Regions from separate parts of the Homo sapiens genome. Here region 2 is linked to region 1. A link is a loop called in an ENCODE intact Hi-C map of the cell type or tissue named here. Cell type or tissue: heart right ventricle. All regions are shown on one strand.

What was found. Hi-C counts contacts between places; a loop is a spot of excess contacts. Peaks named below come from ENCODE experiments on the same cell type or tissue, not always from the same donor. Only the 100,000 strongest peaks of a DNase experiment are listed, where the experiment ranks them.
Region 2: a loop joins it to region 1, with 2.9 times the contacts of the local background. A loop is called at or near these places in 8 of 110 quality-filtered maps.

The regions. Positions count from the first base shown.
Region 1 is chr4:140,859,186-140,864,185 of GRCh38, forward strand. RNF150 (ring finger protein 150) reads right to left here. Exons shown (of 7, transcript NM_020724.2): 7 at 622-5,000. Among named protein-coding and RNA genes, the nearest start is that of TBC1D9, 110 kb to the left of the region's middle. In heart right ventricle, a CTCF peak has its summit at 2,356 (motif pointing right); a DNase peak (open chromatin) is centred at 2,359; H3K27ac peaks cover 1,340 bases.
Region 2 is chr4:141,000,667-141,005,666 of GRCh38, forward strand. The region is part of intron 1 of RNF150 (ring finger protein 150); the gene reads right to left. Among named protein-coding and RNA genes, the nearest start is that of RNF150, 130 kb to the right of the region's middle. In heart right ventricle, no CTCF peak of the experiment used is centred here; a DNase peak (open chromatin) is centred at 2,042; H3K4me3 peaks cover 636 bases; H3K27ac peaks cover 4,045 bases.

The sequences.
Region 1 (5,000 bases):
CCTGGCTGCTCCTCAAGTGCATGTGTCAGGAGTCTCGGCTGGGCCAGGCACGGGGGGGCTAGGCCACAACCAAAGGCCTACCAGGTTCCAGTAGGTGAGGCCAATGAATAGAGGGCCATTCTCCTTTCCTGCCTTCCTTTTCCACCTTCCCAGGCCAGCAGGCTCCATCTTTTAAATTTTCTTCATATTCCCTTGCGAATCCCAAGGAATTGCTATTTAAAATCTTTTAGAAATATACTAGCAAATATAAAGAAGAAATCTGTCTGCCCCAGCCCATCTGGCAGACCCCATGGTATAACTCTGCCTAGTATAAACTTGCCTGAGATAGTCCATAAGCATAGTGCTCAGTTCTTGCCAGACTACACCTCAAGCTCATTTCACAGCCATTCTTCTTCAGAATTGCTAAAATCTCTTAATTCCCTTAGAACAGCAGAGCTAAGAGAAGGTTGGTGCCTGCCACTTGACTTACCTGAGAAAAATAAGGAAGCTATTATTATCCTTGGTCTTTGGACATAATTGTGATTTAACAATAAATATGATGTTTTGAAATCCATAGCACCACCTCTGCAACTCAGGGATAGGCAACAAAGTCAGGGAATACAGATGACACAGACACAAGCATCTGGTTCCATTTTATTAAAAAACAAAACCAAAAGAAATTTTGCAGTGAAATTTCCTGGAATTCACAACCCTCATTTAAAAATCCTTATAGTTGCAATATTTTTTTTTTAGCCAGTACGTAAGAACACGATTGCACTTATTTACATGATAGTCTTCTATATAACAAAAATAACCATGTTGTAATGACTGTTTCCAACTATCACCCTTGTTTCATCACTAGCCCATTATGAGACAAGTTGATTACGCTCTCCAAGTACAAAGAGAATAGAATAAAGCAAAATAAAAGTCTGTGTCTCCTAATAGAAGACAAATTCCTTTAAAGACAGTTACTTTTTTTTTTTTTTCAATTTCTTTGTATTTCAAGAGGGATATAAAGTGCTCTGAAAGGAGTAGGGTAGGTGCCTGAGGTGGGGAAGAAGGAAAGAAATTTATACAGAAAAAATTTAAAAAACTACACTGCCTTAACTAATCATCTCAATATGCACACAACTTTGTACAGAAGATTAGTTTTGGGTAAAAACGCTACATAATTCACTAGTACTTATTTCGGCAATTAAGAACTGAAGTCCAAATGAAAGACTCCCCATGCAAATGTCATCAGGAGTGACTTTTTTGTGATTTTGGGTCAGATGCTATATAAATCAAGGAAGCTCAGTCACACAGTCTGAATATGGAGAGGATAGACAATGCCGAGATGGAACCATCATCTACTACCTGCAGACTAGCCAGAAAGACCTTGTGGGGAAGCTAAGTAGACTTTACCCCAACATCAATCATTTTACAACAAAAGCATTTTGTTGCAAGCATTTGTTTACAATAAAAGTAATTTGTGTTAGGATGGAAAAAAAGCCATTGGAATTTCCTCTTGCTAGTAGGGAGGAAGATTGATTTATGATGTCATGTCTGATTATTTATAATTGTAAATTCATTATTTGCAGATTTTTTTCTAGTGGGAAATAATATGCTGTACAAAGTGGTTAAAATAAGTTATTTCTTTTTCACATTTTTGCAACTGGCAATTGCTGGTTATTGTCTGCAGTCTACAAAACTGAGTATCACATATGTACTGCTTGAGAGTTTCCCCTGGAAACCAGAATAATCATCCTCCCAGCTCATGAACATTTTAAAGAACAATACCCATTTTTTTTTCCAGAAAATGGATGGAATGTAACTTTTCACAAATACAAAATTATTTCATTTTCTAAATGTAAGGGACACCCCTCTATAAAAATAACAGTCCCTCCCCACTCCCACCCCTACATCTCCTTCTAATTATAAAATGGTAGAACCATCTCAGATTACTAATGTGAAAGCAGGAAGTAAATATATTATGTACATGTACAAAACACATCAGTATTTCACACCATTTACATTCATATGAAGTCTTTTTATTGATCTTCCTTTGCAATTTCACAAGAATAAAGTTGAGATAACTTACAAAAACAAGCAGTCCCTTGCTTATAACTGCACAAACATTCTAGCCAGAGGCATCTTCTTTGCAAACAGAGCAACATTATCCTTCAACATTTTGCAGAAGTAAGGGCTGCTGACAGTGAGAAGATCTGTGGGGTCTCCTTCAGCTTTTTAGAGTTTGTGACACTCTTTCCTCATTTGATAAATGTAGACCAAATTCTCAACTACCGAAGAAATTGTATGATGAAAGGCAAGTAACTGGTTGTTGAATTCATGACCCAAGTCAAATTAATCTGCTGCAAGAATAATTGCGATTACTCCAGCAGAGGGCACTCTGCTCCTTGCAATAACATCCTACTGAACAGTAAGTACCATGGATGCCAACACAAATTCAGACCGAAAAGTCCATGTATGTGTTAGTTCTTCAACTGCTCTACTATACCCATTAGTACAGGCAACAGTTTTGTATCTTCTTCGAAAGAGCAGGATATACTATATTTAGCTAGCTCTTATACATGAAAATTCTTTGGCTATTTAAAATCTTCACATTCTCAAAGAGAACAATGTTCTGAGTTCAGTAAAGCGCTAGATTTGTTGGAAAGTTTTGAAGGAAAAGGGGACTAAACACTAGACTTTAAAGATGGTGTGGTACTAAGGCCACAATTCATTTTTTAGATTTCGGGATTTAGTAAGGTCAATCAACAGTCTGCAACAGAAAACCCCATAAGGTTTAATGGTTTCATTCAACCATGCAACCCACCTTCGCTTTTATTTATGAGAACATTGGGAGAAAATTCAACTAGTCAATGGAAGAAACATGTGTTCATTTGGATGGTGATCAGTCTTTGGTTTATATAGCACACATGGTCCCCACATTACCCTGCTTCTCCAAGCCTGTCACTTCACTAAGGATAACAGACCACAGATATTCTGCCAAGCAATGACTTTGGGTAATTGAGATTAAGCGACCTTCTCTAAGGATTTTTCTCCCTCACTGTGTTCAGACATTGCAGACCTCTTAATAGACGTGTATATTTTTGTCTTATCATCAGCAAATATTTATCAGGTGGCCACAGAGCAAATGGCTCTGTATTAAGTGCAAACGTCAGTGGTAGCACAGAATTAGAAGATCTTTGATCACTGAAATTCCTGAAAAAGCCACGTGATTATGAAGCACTCAAGGCAGGTGAAGAGAGATGTGACTGACCTTAGCAGGTTCTTGTAGAACAAGCAGGATTGCAATCAAATTGCTCGATATTAAGGGGCCACGTCTAGCATCTGGACTTGCTTCATTAGTTCTGGGATGATAACTTGGTGTCAATAAAAGGTGTAGAGTGGAAGAGTGTGGCTATTGATCTGTGGGTCTTTAAAAATTAATGTTCCTATTACACAGGGTCTGGGGTTGAGTGAGGACAAAAGGAGGGAAAAGGAAGAGCTAAGGGATGATGAGAAACTCATATTAGCTTCTTAGAATTAATTTATTTTTCAGGCAATCCAGACCTTCTTTGCAATCATGAGTATTTTAACTCATGAGTATTTAATTCCTTAAAAATACAAACTCCCCAAAACCCAGGTCAGCTCTAAACCTAGGGATGAGCATTTACTTGGGGACAGCACGCACATTTTGTTAAGCACAGAAGCTTTCCAGCCCTGCTTTGACCAGCTCCCTGATCAGAGATCCTGCCATCCTCTTTTCTTACTTCCTGCAGGGTGACACTCCCATCCCATTTTAACTGCCAACATCAAACGTATTCATCCATGCAATGGCATGGATGAAGGACCTCGGTGGCCAAGAGCACTGCATGAAGAACCATGCATCCCCATCTTAAGAGGGTAGTCTCTTCGTGTCTCTTTGTCAGTCTTCAGGAATTAGTGGCCCTCAGATCACTTACGATGAGCAAGCACTTGTGCTAAGTAGTTAGGAAGAATGGGCATTCCATCAGGTACAGTATACAAGTTTTTCCAAGAAATCCTAACCCTGGGGGCTCAGGCGAATGAGGAGGGTCAAATGCTGAGGGTGGGAGAAAGCAGATCTAGACAGCATTCTGGAATTGTTGCTTTGCCATTATTTGCCCAGAAAACATTTATGGCAAGGAAGCCTGAAAACATGGCAATGGTTGTAAGATGGGTTGCGATACAACTGGTGATGTGAGAAGTGAAAATGAAACTGACTCCTTTAGGGAGGACATTGGTTTATAGTAAACAGGTTTGCCTCATCAGAAGTGAATATGGATATTGCTACACAATAAAAAGAGGAAAAACACCAACAACAGTAACAATGGTAATCACAATAATGATAATGACTCTGTAGGTATAGAACCTCCAGTTTTTTGTGTTCTGAAGGTTATTTCAGAGTTTCTTGCAAGAGAGAAAACAAATCAGAAAAAAAGGGGAAGAGAGAAGATGGGAAAATAATTTATGTATGGGTATACAAAGTAAGATATAGGCAGTCAGAGAAAAACAGATACAGACAGAAAAGGAAAAGAAACTTAGAGAAGATATAAAAATGCTACTGGAAATTGCCTCTGTGGCCTTAGTACCAGAAAAGACTGGGCTCTCGCTCCACAGAGGGAGTGACTCCATAGCCCAGATTTTTTGAAAAGTTTTGATTTAAGGATTTTTTTTTAAGTCAGGGTGATACATTCAATGGATAACTAAATGTCATTTAATTTTTTATGCTCTGCAAAAATATCCATCTAAACAAAACTCATAAATAAGAAAGAATCCTATGTTAGATCACTGGCATTGATTTGGTTTTGAGAGTATGGTAGCCTCAGGGATGTCAGGGCAGTAACTGAAATGGCCACTGGGCATGGTGAGCTTTGAAATGACCAAACCCAGATCTATGAATTTCCAGGATATTTCACCAGGATGAAGGAAATGTTAAAAACAAGAAAACAAAACAAAACAAAACAAAATGAACATTTTTGGACAGAGCTTTGCCTCCATGATTCTGATCATTACCA
Region 2 (5,000 bases), 140 kb after region 1:
TTGTTCTTGGCACACACTTAGGTCAAAGCAGAGGTAATGGGATTCGTTATAAATGTGTCTCCTCACATGCCAAAAATGTTGCTGCCTAAAATGTCATATTTCAATGTGGATTTTGTTGGGAGGGAGGCCACGTAAATGTTAACTCCTTGACAGGCATCCTCATTTGGAAGTTTTTTCAACTTGCTAGAATCACAAATGGTACCAAATATAAATAAGTATGACAGTATAAAACCTTTTCAGCTGAGTTTTATAAGTCCTATGTCAAAATAATTTTGAATAGAATGGCTCATTTAGAGCTAATTTATTTGTGGTCTTTGAAAATTGCTACAGAGAAAAAGAATTAAACAAATCAGCGTAATTTTACTTATAATCAAATAATGTTGAATAGATGTTGGAGATGCACAGATTCAACACATTAAGATATAAGCCAGATATTTCCCATATCTGTACTTGATCAGGTTTATGGAAAACTTTCAAAAGATTATCTTCTCATTTATGCCTATCGTTGTAAAAATACAATACATCTTTAAATGTCTAACTGGAAATGTAGTACCTCATAATAAATTGAATTGTGTGTTATTCCATCAAAACCTCTCTTTCTCCCTCTTTTCTCTGGATATTGTTTTATGTATACCTCTCTTCTTCATCATTGTCAATCTCCTTACATTTCCCCATTTTCCCTACTCTTGTACTCTCCCTCCCTCTTCATTTGTCTTCTCTACTCCTTTCTCTCCTGTTTGTTCAGCTTTAGTCATTACTGAATAAAGACTTGTGTTTTCTATTTTTAATTATAAAAGAAGATAAAATAAATTAAGGATTAAAAATAAAACCAAATTGAATGACAGGTGGTCTTTGGGATCTTCTTTTTACAAGCTTTCATTAATTCTTTTTCTGCTCTTGACAAAATATATTTTCCTGCCTCTGGTTTAAAACCATATCCAAAACCATGTGCTTACATCTAATACAAATAGCATGGTTTGTACCATGTGCTTACATCTAAGACAAACCATGCTATTTGTATTAGATGTAAGCACAAAGAGTAAGTATGTTTAATGGAGGAAATAAATGGAAAAGGAGCAATAGGGATTACATATTATAGAGTATTCTCTTTTTATTGGGAAAGCCTCTTGAAAAATCAGGATGTTTTAAAACCATAGTTCAAAATTTTAAAAATGATATCAATTTAAATCCATTCAGATTTTGTTAAATAACTTGTATACGCTTATTAGTAACAATTATTTTAAGCAGTTTACAAGAAAAGCTCATATATTTTTTCTTTAAATTCACTCACTTTTACTTTCATATCAGTGAATAACATTTGTGGAGTAATCAGTTTGATGTGATTAATGTGTATGTATATATGTATATGTATCTATGTATATTTATAATATTGGTCCACATATCACCTGAAATCATTTCATGGTATGAGTTCCCAATTTAGGTTAGGGAAATAAAATATCTCAGTTCTGCTTAGAGAAACCAAATAATTTCATTACAGATTATTATATAGTCAAAGCAGCATTAATTAAAGAGTTACAATTTTGAATATTAGAAATGCTTTTTACCAGGGTTTTCCTAGATTTTTTTTTTTTACTTGCAAAGTAGTATGTTACACAGTCTTTATTGTACTTGATTAAGCTCACACCAGGACAGGTTATCTGGCTCCTACCAGAGTTCTATCAACAGCCTCTCATTCTAAGAACAGATCTATGATGTCAACCCTTAATCCATCTGCCTCCCCCACCTTCTTCCTCTCCTCACTATCTTAAGCTTTGCCACACTGAACGATTAAGAGCTTGGGTCAAAATGATGTGGTTATATAAACACTCACTATTTCTGTCTTATGGAAATACTTCCCCTGTGAGTTGCTCAATATGCTTCGCAGCTAACAGAATACATCTCCTTTCTGGTCTTGCCTTAAAAATAATACCATTTGGCCTAATACCACTGACAAATTGCTAAACCTTTTAGGAAGGACCGCTGCATGCACCAAGAGACATGACTATGACTATGATTTGAACAGGGCCTGCAGCTTATAACCAAGCCAGATATAGTGCAGAAGTGACGAGCTGCAGGGGGAAGCCTGGGCAAAATGACCTGTGTTCTTGTTCTAGCTTCAGCTCTGCCAACCTGGGTAGCGCACATTCCCTCACTGAGCCATTGTTTTCCCAATAATGAAGTCAGCTTTAAGGTCTCTTCTAGTTCTGTGACTTTTAAGCTTTTCAAGGAGAGCTCTCTGTGTTCCAAAAGTTAAGAACATTAACTGAAGTATTCACCACTGTACAGCTAGTGCCTATAGCACTGTCTGACACACAGCAAATGCTTAAAATATATTTGCTGAAAGAATTAACAAAGAGGTAGGTTTGCCACCACTACTGTAAAGTGATTGTAATTAATTTACAGACTCAGCTTCTCTTTCTGCCTGATAAAGATATTTCTTGAGTCAACAAAAAACTACTTATTACTTATTGGGCCAAGCAGGAGAGGTAAAAATAATGAATAAAGAATTGAATTTTAAGAGGAAAGGGCCATGGGAATATTTTTAGGGAATAAATACATGATACAAAACAGTACTACAATGTGTGCTAGCTTTGCTTTCAGGATTAATTTACATTGTGGAAAAGTACATGTACTCGTAGGATACACAGGAGACTAACTTAGGCAGTGCCTCTCCACCCCAACACATACTGATATTGGACTGAACTACAACCCTTGCACACAACTTCAGACTGTTTGCCAAAGTCCATCGAGTGGACTGATGGCATCAGGAATGAGAAAGTAAGAGAAAGAACATAAATGGCTTCTACTTTCTTGCTCTCTTACGTTTCCCACTGCCTTTCTCTACTTTGGTAACATTTCCCACATTCCAATTCTCAACATTCACCCAATCCCTAGCACGTACACACACACACACACACACACACACACACACACACACACACGTGTGCACACTCTGTTCTCCCCACAATCCCTGAAATCCAAGGGAAGGGGAGGAAAGTCATAGATGCATCTACTGATCATGTGAGAGAAAGAGAAAAGCTGCAAAACTGAACTTTTTTCTCTACCAGAGAGGAGAATCCTGGTCAGGACTACAGATGATAGAAGTTAAGAATTTTATCCCCATTTTTGCCCAGCACTCTATTTACATTCTCTTCTCCTTACAGATTTCCTCACTCTCATCTTCCTTGAGTGAGTCTTTGACTTGGACCATCTGAATAGTACCAGCAGCTAAGATTTCAGAATGGCCTGCGGTTAGGAGAAGCCCACCCGCATCAGGAGAGGAAGGACAATTCTTCAAGTGACTGGAAGGATTGGGGTTAGGAAGTTGTATACCAGAAACCAAGTCAGATTCTGAATTCAGTCTACTAAAAAAATTATACCTGCTACAGTGGTTCTATACTGGTTTCAGTTCACTCATTCAAGAGCATTTAACGAACTTCTATTGAGCATTTACACGGTGCCATGCTAGGCTCTATGGCTACAATGGCGAACAACAACAACAAAAATACATGATCCCTACTTTCATGGGGGTTTAAACTTTAGTGGGAAGAACAGATGTTAGTAAAAAAAAAAAAAAACTCCACCAATAAATGTACAATTACAAACTGAGACAACTAACAAGAAGGAAAGGAATGAGATTCCCTGGCAATGTTCTAGAAAGGAGCCTGATGTAGGGTTAGGAGTCAAGAAAGGCTCTGGAGAGAAATTGACACTAAAGCTGAGCTCAGAAGAATGAGTAGGAGATTTCTCAGCAGAGATGGAGGGTGGGAAGCAGAAGAAAAATGAAGAGGCAGGAAATTATAACCTCTCGAACTCTAAAGTCTATAATTTTCCACATTATCTTATTTAGACATTGCTAACAGAATTATGTCTGAAAATGTTCTAGAAATGCAGTTGTTGGTGAGAACTCTCCCATAAGAGGCTACAGACCTAGGTGAGTATGGAGACAGGATTCTGACCAATGACCCTTGTGTCATCAATTCTATATCTTATAATAATCCTTTACATATTTTGTAACTAAAAAATCATCCCCACTAGGTTATTTTTATAAGAAGTTGTCTTTGAGACATATGGACTTCAAGGTTAGTGCCATCATAATATAACCATTAATCCTGGTTGTCACTAGAAATTGCTTTCAACTAGGAAGTTAACAGAAGTTAACAAATATCTACTCTGTACATGTCTCCATCCAGGCCAGAAAGAATTGACAAATCAGTAACTACAATGGATTATTTCCTTTTTTATTAAAAAAAGAGAAGTTCAATTAAGAGATTCTTGTTTCAACAAACAACATGGGCAAAGACTCCATGCCAAGAAACAGCATGGCATGTTCAGAGAGCGTTGGGGAGAAGTGGGGAGATTAGGAAGTAAAACTAACAGGGCTTGGCAGGAGACAGGATATGAGGGAGGAAGAATGAGGGAGCGGTTGTTGTCAAGTATGACCCCATGATTTCTGATTTGCCCACTGGGACAGATGGTAGAGGAGCCATTCTTCAAGTTAGGGAGCATAGAAGATATCCATATTTGGAGTAGAAGATATATTTTGGACATGCTAAGTCTGGGGTGACTTTGAGAAATCCAAGTAGAGATACTGAGTGGATGATTCTGTAGAGAAGCTCAGGAGGGGAGATGTAAATTTGAAGCTATCACTTGATGCATGGATGTGGATGAGGTTGAACAGGCAAATGGAATAAAGAGAAAAGAGAAGGTGGCTTAAGATCAAGTATTGAGGAATTCCATATTCGGTGTTAAGCAGAGGAGAAGGAGCCTACAGATGAGTCAGAAAAGATATACCCAAGAGATAGGAGGAAAAACCAGGCAGGACCAATGCTACAATTAGGCCTGCTAAGAGAGAAAGCATTGTTTTCAGGGACCAGAACTGTAGGATAAGTAAGCTTCCTTAAGGTGGTATGAGGGTCTATGCACTGCACAAGTACTTAGAATATTTTTCCTGAATTGCAGATAAAACCTATGAGAAATGTGGCTACAACAAATTGAGT